Regions from separate parts of the Homo sapiens genome. Here all the other regions are linked to region 1. A link is a contact called in ENCODE Hi-C or POLR2A ChIA-PET data. All regions are on one chromosome and are shown on one strand. The core of a region is the stretch at or near the end of the contact, and the rest is flanking DNA. Distances in the headings are between cores, read along the strand shown. Region 1 has its middle 42 kb from the start of EDAR. Region 2 has its middle 100 kb from the start of SEPTIN10. Region 3 holds the start of LIMS1 (LIM zinc finger domain containing 1). Region 4 overlaps LIMS1 (LIM zinc finger domain containing 1).

What was found. A loop is a pair of places that touch in the nucleus more often than their neighbours do. ChIA-PET counts read pairs that join two places held with the same protein, here RNA polymerase II (POLR2A). Pooled maps may share reads with other maps.
Region 2: a loop to region 1 is called in a pooled map, with 13 times the contacts of the local background. The contact joins two enhancer-like sites. A Hi-C loop is called at or near these places in 3 of 168 maps with a recorded cell type or tissue (CD4-positive, alpha-beta memory T cell, GM12878 and naive thymus-derived CD4-positive, alpha-beta T cell), 6 of 37 single-sample maps with no recorded cell type and 13 of 50 pooled maps. POLR2A ChIA-PET finds 5 or more read pairs at or near these places in 3 of 52 experiments (CD4-positive, alpha-beta T cell, HCT116 and naive thymus-derived CD8-positive, alpha-beta T cell).
Region 3: a map of naive thymus-derived CD4-positive, alpha-beta T cell shows a loop between it and region 1 (4-fold over the local background). The contact joins the promoter of LIMS1 here to the enhancer-like site in region 1. A Hi-C loop is called at or near these places in 1 of 168 maps with a recorded cell type or tissue (naive thymus-derived CD4-positive, alpha-beta T cell) and 7 of 50 pooled maps. POLR2A ChIA-PET finds 5 or more read pairs at or near these places in 1 of 52 experiments (A549).
Region 4: a pooled map shows a loop between it and region 1 (3-fold over the local background). The contact joins two enhancer-like sites. A Hi-C loop is called at or near these places in 3 of 168 maps with a recorded cell type or tissue (CD4-positive, alpha-beta memory T cell, CD8-positive, alpha-beta T cell and naive thymus-derived CD4-positive, alpha-beta T cell) and 8 of 50 pooled maps. POLR2A ChIA-PET finds 5 or more read pairs at or near these places in 2 of 52 experiments (CD4-positive, alpha-beta memory T cell and activated T-cell).

Annotation. Positions count from the first base shown.
Region 1 is chr2:109,029,746-109,032,445 of GRCh38, forward strand. It overlaps a transcript of RANBP2 not described here. Among named protein-coding and RNA genes, the nearest start is that of EDAR, 42 kb to the left of the region's middle. Within about 2 kb of position 1,311, at least 9 of the 41 ENCODE cell types and tissues checked have a DNase peak (open chromatin) inside an H3K27ac peak, as active enhancers do; they include CD8-positive, alpha-beta T cell, where a contact is called at or near this core.
Region 2 is chr2:109,509,909-109,512,608 of GRCh38, forward strand. It overlaps a transcript of RANBP2 not described here. Among named protein-coding and RNA genes, the nearest start is that of SEPTIN10, 100 kb to the right of the region's middle. Within about 2 kb of position 1,367, at least 2 of the 41 ENCODE cell types and tissues checked have a DNase peak (open chromatin) inside an H3K27ac peak, as active enhancers do.
Region 3 is chr2:108,532,986-108,535,877 of GRCh38, forward strand. It overlaps LIMS1 (LIM zinc finger domain containing 1), which reads left to right and starts at 1,485. Exons shown (of 10, transcript NM_001193483.3): 1 at 1,485-1,609. The coding sequence starts at 1,578. It overlaps GCC2-AS1 (GCC2 antisense RNA 1), which reads right to left and starts at 1,234. Exons shown (of 3, transcript NR_135290.1): 1 at 844-1,234. RefSeq lists silencers at 348-642, 1,131-1,730.
Region 4 is chr2:108,610,904-108,613,603 of GRCh38, forward strand. All of the region lies in intron 1 of LIMS1 (LIM zinc finger domain containing 1), which reads left to right. Among named protein-coding and RNA genes, the nearest start is that of LIMS1-AS1, 66 kb to the right of the region's middle. RefSeq lists an enhancer at 1,479-1,538. Within about 2 kb of position 1,433, at least 14 of the 41 ENCODE cell types and tissues checked have a DNase peak (open chromatin) inside an H3K27ac peak, as active enhancers do; they include CD8-positive, alpha-beta T cell, where a contact is called at or near this core.

The sequences.
Region 1 (2,700 bases), core at 61-2,560:
AGCCATCATCCAGCCTTTCATCTCTATCCTTGTCTCCAGCCTTGCCAGCAACTTAAGCCTAATCATTGCACAATGAAAGGCTGTTTCTCTCAAATGGATGCAGACATCCTTAGCCTTCAGGGGCAGCCTCTTATTTTGCTCACAGATAAGGCTGTTTATTTTAAAGAAATACTATACTAATAACCCTCTTGACTTGACAAGGATCCTGGTTGCTATCTCTGTATTGATGGATTGATTGATTCATTCATTCAGTAAGCATTTACTGAGTGCCAGTTCGAGTGTGTGGGTGAGTCTTAGATTTACTGCCTCCTTGACATCATTCTTTAGAAAGAATTCTTTGACTCTAACTTTTGTTTGCTACCTCAGAATGTTCTGCCTATGCAAAGAACAGTTTCAAATCAACCTGGATTCGAGAGCTCATGAAACTGATCCTCAGCCTTCATTTTCAGCCTTTTCCTCAATCCTCCCCTGCACAGCCAGCTGGCTCAGCACTCTCCCCAGCAGGCCATGCGCTCAAGTGCTTTACCTTCAACATTTTCCCACTGAAGACCCAGCCTTCTCCTCTAGCCAAATTATGGTATGCTACGTAAAATTCCTTAGAATTCTATTTTAAGTGAATTTCACGTAAGTAAAGCCCATTGTTAATGTCATTGGAAAGGTTATTTTTAAATGAAGAGGTGTGCCATACCCTGCCAAATGTGATAATGTGTATAGTAGCACCTAGCACAGTGCCTGGTGCATTCTGGATAGACAGTAAATATGACCTGAATGAATGAAAGAATGGGCCTCACTGTCTGATGGGATGAGGCTCCCTGAGAAGGAGTGGGGAGTGGTGGCCTCTTTGAGGATGACCAGCAGGCTGTTAAGCAGAAGGCTCCTTCTAGAATTGTACTTTCCTGAGTACCTAGGACCAGCTTGGGGCCCCTCAGGCATCTGAATTTTTGGACCACTTTGGTTTATATAACCCACTTCTTATCCAGGTTCTGTCTCTTGACAGTTTTTGTTGTTGTTGTTGTTGTTTGTTTGTTTTCTAGGTCTCACTATGTTGCCCAGGCTGGTCTTGAACTCCTGGGCTCAAGCAGTCCTTCTGCCTCGGCCTCCAGAGTAGCTGGGACCACAGGTGCACCACACCCGACTTTGGCAGTTTTTTAACATCTCCCAAGTCTTTATTTTCTTGGTAAAATGGTTTAATAATTGGTATATATACTCATAACTAGTACACAGACTAACACAGTGTGCATGTATACCACCATCAGTGTCATCTGCACCTTTTGTCTCACTGACTCATGGTAAGACACGGAGCGCTCCACGAGGGGACGCCATGTGTGGAGATGCTGGAGTCTAAGGGTATTGTGATTGGGCAATGGTAAGAACTCCGGGTCCCTAAGTCCATTCCTGCTGCTACAACAAAACACCTTAGAGAGTAATTTATAAATAGCCATTTCCTTTTCACCGTGCTGGAGGCTGGAAGTCCACCATCAAGGTGTCAGCAGTGAGGGGGGCCTGTTCCTCACAGATGGGGGCTTCTTGATGGGTGCTGGCTGACTCAGCACAGATGGGGGCTCTGATGTGGCAGGGGTGGGGTAGAGACGGGAACGCTCTGCAGAAGGAGCGGAAGGGAGGAAACAGCTTCCTCCAGCCTTCTTATAAGGTTATCAGCCCCGTTCCCCTTACGACGGAATCACTTCCCTGGAGGCCCCCTCTTACTACTGTTGCACCGGGGACTGGGCTTCAATCAGTAGCAGCAGGGGATGCGCGCTCAGACCCAGCAGTCGGCTCTGCCCGCCTCGCCGGGCTGCACCGAGTCCGCGGGTCTCTAGCGCACGGCCTGGCCCCACGTGCGGCGAGGAGGGCGCAGTGAAGTTCTGCTGTGTGCACCCCCTGCAGCTCGGCCGGGAAGCGCCCGCTGGAGGAACGGAGAGCGCCGCTTCAGCGTCGGCCACGTGGGCCGGGCTCTGCCGGTGGCAACCTGGACGCGCTGCGGGCGCCGGCGAGACCTGCGCCAACGCCTACCTCCGGGCCACAGGCGGGATAAAGCTGCCCCACTTTGCCCCCAGCGAAGAGAACCCTCCTTCCTCTAAGTATTTTCTTCAGCAACTAAGCTTTTCTGTTTGCTCAATTTCTTGTCCCGTGAGCGCTACCACCCACCCCCCGCCACCTTCTTCCCCTCCCCCCACATCCGTTCACTCTCTTTGACCTTTTGCCAAAACTCTGAACGCTCGCTGCCCTCCCTCCCATTTCCTCACCGCGTTTCAGGAGCTGTAAGTTCTTGGTGTTCAAACCCCCTACGGTTACGTAAACAGAACTCTGCAGTTATCTTCTTTCCCTTTCTTCGGAGCTTTGTTTTCAAGTTCATTAGAGACTTCCTGTGGGTGTAATTACCGCTCTGCAGTTTTGAGCGCTGCCCACCTTCCCCCTGTTTTGTTAAAAATGTCATAGATCTTTGGAGATTTCTTTCACTTCTAAAGTTATTACCTGTCTGCCTGCACATCAATCTTGTTGATTTTATTTCAGGGCATTTTCCGGAGTGAACTTCTGCATAGCGATTTTTTTTGTCCCTCCCCACCCCCTCTTTGTTTTGCAGGAAGGTGAAATAAGACAGAAGAAAAGGGTTAGAACTTTAGAACTCCAGGACCCAACCTCAGTCCTTTCAAGCACCGTCTGCAAACAGATGCTGTGCTAGACTCAGCACCCTGTCTG
Region 2 (2,700 bases), core at 117-2,616, 480 kb after region 1:
AACTAGGCGATAGCTACCGGGCAAATACTATAGGGCAAAGTACTAAGGGATCGCAGGAAACTCTTATCTAGTTGGAGAGGTGAGGGGCATGGAGGGCCACTTAGAGGGTGTCCGGGTCTTATCTGGACCTCCACACTGTAGTCTTGTTTAGAAATTCACAAGGCAGGAAGAGGGGAAAGAATGTTCGGTTGGCGGGAACGGTGTGTGTGCACACCCCAACCCGAGGCTGGGGAGAGCTTGGCAGGATCAAGAAACTGAGGGAGCCCAGAGCAGGTGTGGAGGAGAGGGCTGAGGTGAGAATGGCCAGGGGTAGGTCTCTGAGCCTTCCAGGCCAGAAGCAGGAGGCAGTGTTTCCTGGGCTCTCAAGGGGTGTTTAGATGCAAACTGTGTCGGGAGCTCCCTCTGTTGGTGGCACAGGGAATGGCTCGTATGAATGTGGGAAGCTGGCACAGCAGATGCTGGGCAAAGGGCAAGGCGTCTCTGCCAAGGGGGCGGTGAGGGCATGTGGGGGAGCAGACAGCCCCGAGGGTCCTTTGACAAGTCAGTCCGATGTGGAGGCCGAGGGGAAGCCTTCCACATGTCCTAGAGGGAAACCCCGAGGTAGCTCTTCTCACATTTGTGCAGTGACTACCAGACTGAAGGAACCCCGGTTCCATCCTCACCCTCTGCAGCCCAGAGGGCTGATGGGGTCCAGGGCTTCATTTCTGTTCCTAGCCGGGACCAGGGGCTCTGAGCACCCACAGCCCCTTCCCAACAAAACAGCCACTTGTGTGTGCCATGGGGTGACCCCTCCTCCCTGCCCAGCCTGGGCTGGGGAAGGGCCCCGTCTGACCAGGAGCTGGCCTCCTCCAGCTAAAGCCAGGGTGAGCAGAGTGGGGCCCATGCTGGGTGACTGCAACAAAAGCAAGAGAGGCTTTCCTGCAGGGGAAGCGGCAGAGAGCAAAGGTGGGACGGGTGGCCGGAGCTATGGGGAGTGGGCCCTTCCAGGAGCCCCTGGCCTCCTCGTGGGTGCTGAAGATGGCAAGTGCGTGTTAAGCATGTACTAAGCCCACCCTCTGCGCCCGCCCCATGCTTAGCACTCTACATCCATTGCCTCGTTTTTGTCCTCACATCAGGCTTATGAAGTAGGAATTATGACCATGCAATTTCACAGATGGGGAAACTGAGGCAGAGAGCAGTTAACCAACTCGCCTCAGGAAGGGGCAAAGAGGTGCGGCACCTAGGATTCAAGCACTGGCAGTCTGGCTCCAAAGGCCGCACTCCTAACTCCTCAGCCTGTTCTTGGCCTCGGGAGGCCTGGCTGATGTCAGGGCCATTGACACTTGTCCCTGTCTGACTTGCTGTGACAGTGCTCCCTGAAGCCTGACTCGGGACTGGAGAATGAGGTCCCACAGCCACAACAAGTTCTCAGCTGTCCTCTGTGGCCTCTGATGACAGCACCAGGTGGCCCAGTATACCACATGCCCCCATCTGGTGACAACATACTCTTTGATCAAAAAGAACAAAAAGTTCTCCCGCAATCCAGTGTGCCTCTGGTCAGGCCTACAGGCTGGCAATTGGTGGCCTTAGGGGTGGTGTCCTTGCAGTCAGGCTGGGAGAACCTGCCCACCTGAAGGTGCCTGGACCACATGGCAATCAGCTAAGGCCAACCACTGTTGTGGCAAGGCTCAGATCACCTGCAGAAGGTGGGAGCCTGCAGGGAGGAATAGGGAGGGGCACAAGCCCTGGGGTCAGGGGCAGGTTCTAGCCCTGCTTCTGCCTCCAGCTGGCTTTGTGACCCAACGTGAGACCAGGGCCAGGGCTGGCCATCTACTGTAAGTCTTTTCTATGGAATTGCTCCACAAGTCCTTGTCCACACCCTCCCTGCATTTTCATGGCTGCTGCCCCATGCCCCCAAATAAGGAATGGGGGGTGGACAGAGAGAGAGGTGAGGTCCTGCATCCTGGGAGAGCACACCCAGGAGGCCGAGGTGGGGGTGGCCCATGTGTGCCTCCTGGCACCCAGTGTGGTGCTGCCCACAGCAGGTGCCGATGCACACGTACTGCAGAATTGCCCTAGATGGTGTTGCTGCCCAGAGGACTCTGGGACTCCCAAGTGGGAGTTGAGCTGAGTGCCAGACCCATCTCCAGGGCACACAGGAGTCCCATCATGTGTGATAATAAGCTTTCTCTACAACTCTAGTGGGGGCTGTGATATCTGTCTCAACATCCAAACACTTTTAGGGGGCTTGTCCGCCCTCCTCGGCCTGCTGGAAACTCTCTTCCTGGCTCTGGCCTGGGACCCTGGCCCTCCTCCTGCTGGGCCCTGGCCCCACTGTCCTTTGCTGCATGCATGCCTTGGTGACTGACGTGTGGGCCCCATGTGTCCCGGCCCTCCCTGCCCTGCATCCCTGCTGCTCCCAGGGTGCCCTCAGTGTGTCCTTCCTCCTTCTTCTGATGCCCAGCAAACCACCTGATGTGCTGCAGCTGATTTCACCTCTCACTGTGGCCTCCGCCACCCTCCTGCCCCCTCCTGAGTCAAGCTCCAGGTATGCCCAGGGATGGTCCCAGGCTGCCTGGGGGTCCACTCTGTACCGCGCTGGGCACCCAGGGATTTTAACATCACAAGTCCCCTCGCTACCCTCCCTGGTCTACTGCATCTGCCTCCTGGTCTCCTGGTCTTCACTGTGTGTCTCTCTATCTACACTCCAGGTTTTTCTGG
Region 3 (2,892 bases), core at 235-2,734, 500 kb before region 1:
CCTCAGCCTCTCCAAGTGCTGGGATTACACGCGTGAGTCACCGTGCCCGGCCTACATTTATCAATTTTTAATTTTATGGTTTATATGCTCTTTGAAAAGTCTCTCACCACTCCAACCTTACTTTTGTTTTTTTCCCTTGTTTTCTTCTGGTATTTTCATAACCTCTCTCTTTTTTTTTTTTTTTTTTTTTGTTTTTTGAACATTTAACTATTTGCTTTGTTTGGAATTTACTTTCATGTGAGGACATCAAATAGATCCAGTGTTTTCCTCCGACATGCCTCGACTGGCAGGAGACCAAAGTTTTCATTCTATTACTAGAGAGTAGCTATAGTTACAGAATCAGGTATCCTGAGAGAGATCATTTATGCCCAGGATGAATAACTTGTCTTATCTATTAAATCTATTAAATCCTTTGGAGATTTCACTTTTTTTTTTTTTTTTTTTTGGGACGGAGCCTGTTACCTAGGCTGGAGTGCAGTGGCGCGATCTCCCAGCTCACCACAAGCTCCGCCTCCCAAGTTCAAGCGATTCTCCTGCCTCAGCCTCTCGAGTAGCTGGGATTACAGGCATGTGCCACCACCACGCCCGGCTAATTTTGTATTTTTAGTAGAGACGGGGTTTCTCCATGTTGGTCAGGCTGGTCTCGAACTCCTGACCTCAGGTGATCCGCCTGCCTCAGCCTCCCAAAGTGCTGGGATTACAGGCGTGAGCCACTGCGCCGGCCCCAAAATTTCAGGTTTTGATAGACGGAATGGGTGAAGAAAATGAGAGCTAGCAAGGAAGAACAGGATGCAGAGGCAAGACTGGAAACTCTCCAAGAAAGGTTAACTTTTCTTAACTCACAAGTTAAACAAAGGCTGCAGGCTCCATGCGGAGCTCAGGCACCCAGCGGTGACCGATCCAGACCAGGTCCTCCCGGAAGCCCGGCCTGCCCGACAGAGCCTTACCACAGAGCCCCCTCAGGCGTCCTCGCCAGGACGGGGCGGAACCCTGTGTAGCTCCCACCCCCGGGACGAAGGCCGCTGCCAGGGCCGCGCAGCCACGCGAGTGGAATCAGAGGAGCCTCGAGGCAAGGAGAGCCGGGCCCCGCTCCCTGCGCCCGTCACCGCCATCCTTGTTGTAGGGAACTCGGCCCCCGAGCCGCCGCCGCGCTCCGTGGGCTCCCAATGAGCCCCTACCCCAGCCACCCGCTGCGTTTGCGCCAGCCTCCCAGACTAGCCTGGGGTGCTGAAATGGGGGCGGGCCCGAGCCACGGGTTGGGGCGGGGTCTGATGCGCGCCCCGCCCCGCAACGCCCCGCCCCCCCGCGCCTACCTCTCCAGTCCGCGCCCTTCGGCGCCCGCCCCGCCAGTCCCCGCCCCTCCTTGCCCAGCCGCTCCCGCCCCTCCCCCGCCTTCCCGCGCGGCCCGCCTCGCCTTCCCCCCCCTCCCGCGCCCCCGCGCGGCCGGCCCCTGGCCTTCCTCCCCTTCCTGCTCCGGGCCCGCCAGTAGCCGGCCGCGGCGGCGAGGGACTAGGACGCGGCTGGAGCGGCGCCGGGAGACGAGGGGCTGAGAGACGGCGGCGGCCGAAAGCGGAGAGATGCTGGGCGTGGCGGCCGGGATGACCCACAGGTACGGGCCGCACCGCGCGGCCCCCGCCACGTCCGCCCCGCAGCTCCCGGCGGGCCTTCGGGCCGGGCCGGGCCGGGCCTGGCGCGGGCGGGCGGCCGGGCTTTCCCCGCGGCCTCCCCCGGTCGGCCGGAGCCCCGACCCCCAGCGCTCGGGTGGCGGCGTGGCTGCGTCCGGGCCCGCGGAGGAGACGGCTGCTGTTCACTCCCGGGTGTCCGCGGTGGCACAGGCGCTGACGCCGCCCCGCTGCTCCGAGAGTTCCATAAGACAAATCAGTATTTGCCGAGCTAATCATTTATCTTCTAGCAGTAGGGATCAGCGGGTCGCAGACGTCTTGGTCTCAGGACCCCTCTTGGGACTAGAGGACCTGGAATGGTGGCTATCTCCATAGACTGTACTAGAAAGGAAAACCGAGACACTGAAGTTACTATTAACTCATTGAATAAATCCGTGGTATGTTAACGTACATACCACATTTTTATGCAACATAGGGTTTTGCTAAAACAAAAGAGTTCGTGGGACGACTGGCGTCCTTTACAGTTTGCGAATCTCTTGAGTTGTCTGACTTAGTAGAGACAACTACGTTCTCCCATCTCCTTTGCAGTTCAGTCTGTTGCGGTATGTTTTTATATGAAGAAAATCTGATCTTACACAGATGTGTAGTTGGAAAAGTGAGTACTGTCTTAATAGCTGTTTCAGATAATTATGGGTATTCTTTATTACTACACCAAAACTACGTAAGTGGAAGTTTCTCAAAGGCTGGTTTGGACGTGGAATCTGAAGCTACTGTCAGCGGACTTTTCACACAGTTTCGTTAAAATTCCTTGGTCTGTCTTGCAGTTTGAATGCAGCTAAAGCTCCTGTCAGTGGCCTTTGCACACAGTTACGTTAAAATTCCTTGGTCTGTCTTGCAGTTTGAATGCAGCTGTTACCCATTGTAACACCATATATTTGTCGTTTGGAAGATATTGGCTCACTGAGTTTGGCAGATCTCAAGCTGACGCATTTCATTAATAGCGCCGAATAACATTCGTTACCATCGCTATTGATTTCATTAGGAAAGTCTTTATGTTAAAAGCCGTCAGATACAAGGTGGTGTTTACAAGTTTTCCAAAATTCTCATTTTCGGTTGAAAGCTTGCTTTTTATCATTGGGAGCAAAATATTGTCAATTGTTTTCCTCAAAGTGACAGACTCACTTTGTTCAGTTTCAAGGAAGTGTCCGGCAATACAGGTTTAAATAACCCTAGTTTGTCAGTTGTTCTTTCCCGTAAAAATGGTATTTCA
Region 4 (2,700 bases), core at 183-2,682, 420 kb before region 1:
GGAGCTCAGATAATCCTCACATAGTCCTCACCTAGCTTCCCCTCTTGTCAGCACCTTCCATTATCTTCATCATGTCTTTTTTCTATGCCATCAATCAGTCGAGGATACCACATTGTGTTTAGCCGTGGTTGAATTTTTAAATGATTTCTGATTATAAGTTCTCATCTACTGCTGAGAAAAATAACCATTTTCTGACTAGCAGGCAGTACACCGTTATGGTTTAAAACCAGGCTGAGGCCAGGTTTCAGTTTTTCACTCAATTACGTAATAACTGTATAGTAAGTTACACTTTCTATGTCTTGTCTCATCACCTTTGAAATGGGAATAATAATAGTACTGTTTCATTAGATTATTGTAAAAACTAAATTTGGTAAGTGTATGCAAAGTGCTTATCACAGTTCTGGGCGCATAAGAAGCACTCAATACATCTAGCTCTTGACCAAGGTGCTATTTCCTAAATTATATTGAGCCCCGGGGAAGGAATAATCAGAGCCTTTATTTCTTCCCCAAGGCTCTGATTTAAAAAATAACCTATCAATGTTTTTTTTCACTTTCCTTAGAAATAGTGCACTTGCTTTGGTTCTATATAGTGGTCTCATTACATTTTGAGGTATTTCACTTCTATTTTGGGAATTTTTGTTCAGTAGAACATAGTTCCCTAGAGTGTTTTGATCAATCAAAAATATTGGCTCTAGGCTGGGTGCAGTAGCTCACGCCTGTAATCCCAGCTCTGTGGGAGGCCGGGGCGTGGGGATCGCTTGAGCTCAGGAGTTCGAGACCAGCCTGGGCAATGTGGCAAAACCCTGTCTCTACAAAAATACAGAAATTAGCTGGGCGTGGTGGCATGAGCCTGTAGTCTCAGCTACTAGGAGGCTGAGGTGGGAGGATTGCTTGAGCCAGGGAGGCAGAAGTTGCTGTGAACCATGATCTAAAATATATATATATATATATACACACATATATATACACATATATATAAAATATATACACACATATATAAAATATACACACATATAAAATATATATATACATATATAAAATATATATACATATATTATATATACACATATATAAAATATATATACATATATTATATATACACACATATATATATACACACACATATACACACACACACACACACACACACATATATATATATATATACATATATATATGCCCTAAGAGTGAGTTTTTTCTCTTGGCAGGGGTTCTTGAGATCAGGATTGGAGGATTAAAACTTCAGGCCTTTCTTTTATTAGTCTCACAGAGTGACTGGTTTGATTTGTGTTTTAGAATTAGAATCACCTTCTTCACCAGACTTCCTTTGCATGAAGCAGTAGGAGCAAGTGGCTGCTTGACCAGCTTGAGCTCTAAAGTGTGTTTGTGGTATGAAGTGTTCTCAGAGGAACCGAAATCGGTGTGGTCACACATCATCAGTGCCTCTTCATACACCCACGCTCTCCTGAAGTTTGCTGTTTGTATTGCTTCCAGTGCGTGTTGCTGTTCAACAGTACCCTTGGTTTCAGCGTAGTTGCTATGATGAAGAAAACCTGTTAGAATCTGCCTTTTTTTTTTTTCCAGAACTGTTGGAAACATTGAATAATTCCATGTACTCTAAAAGGAAATAAAGTCTTTTGGGTAATTTGGACCCAAAGACTCCTAAGGAATCTAGGAATTCAGTTACATAGAAGGTCACTTCTTTCACTAGCTTTTGCCTCCAAACCTGCAGGAGAAAACCAGCTGAAGAGGAATACTCATATGAGTGGGGACTGCACCTGAGCACCTCACGAGGCTCCTTTCAGAACCCTCAAACCGACCATTCACAATATTCACGTGGACTAGGTCTGGGTCATTTGGAGAGAGAGAAGGTGTGGGCTGGCTGAGGTGTCTGGGTGGTTTCTAGTCAGTGTTTACACTCCGGGGCTTGCGCTGCGGCTCCTGCGCCTGTCATGCACCCAGTTTCCCAGAAGCTTCCGGGGTTAGGTTGTCAGTGTTGAGAGGCAGTGCTAGTTCAGACTTGACCTTGTGATGGTCTGTGGGGGAGAATGTTTTAGGCCCTGGGACAGTGCAGTTTAATGACTGAAACAGGAATCTTTGAGTCAAATCAACTTGGGTTGGATCCACACACTCTTATTGGTTGTATTGTTTGGTCAAGTCGTTTAACTGCTTTAAGACTCAGTTTCCCCATCTGTAAATGGGTATAATCACAATACATGCCTCATAGGGTTGAGATGGAGGTTAATAACACATAATGTGCTGGGTAGGTACTCCAACGTCAGTTGTTAGTAATAATTATATTACATAAATAGTTGAGAGACTGAGCTTTACAATACAAGCAAACATTTTTATGTCCTAGCTTTTTTCTTTTGTAAACTCGTAAAAGTCTTTATTATTAGAGTCAAAGTAGGTTTAAAACGCTTACGTTTCTGTGGACAAGATTAAGGCAACATGAAGTACATCTGGCTCATGCTGTAGTTCACCAGGTCTGTTTGTTGCTATGTCCACAAAAGAATGTGGGGAGAAACGTTAGCAGTGTGGGTGCTTCCTGCCTCCCTCCCTGGCCCTCTGTGTCCAGTCTGCCCTTCTGCCCTCCCTCCCTACACATCTCTGTGTCCACTCTCCTTGCTGTTCTCTCTGTCACCACCCTGGCTAGCTCAAGCTGCTGTCTGTTCCATGGACTGCCATGTGGCTCTGCAC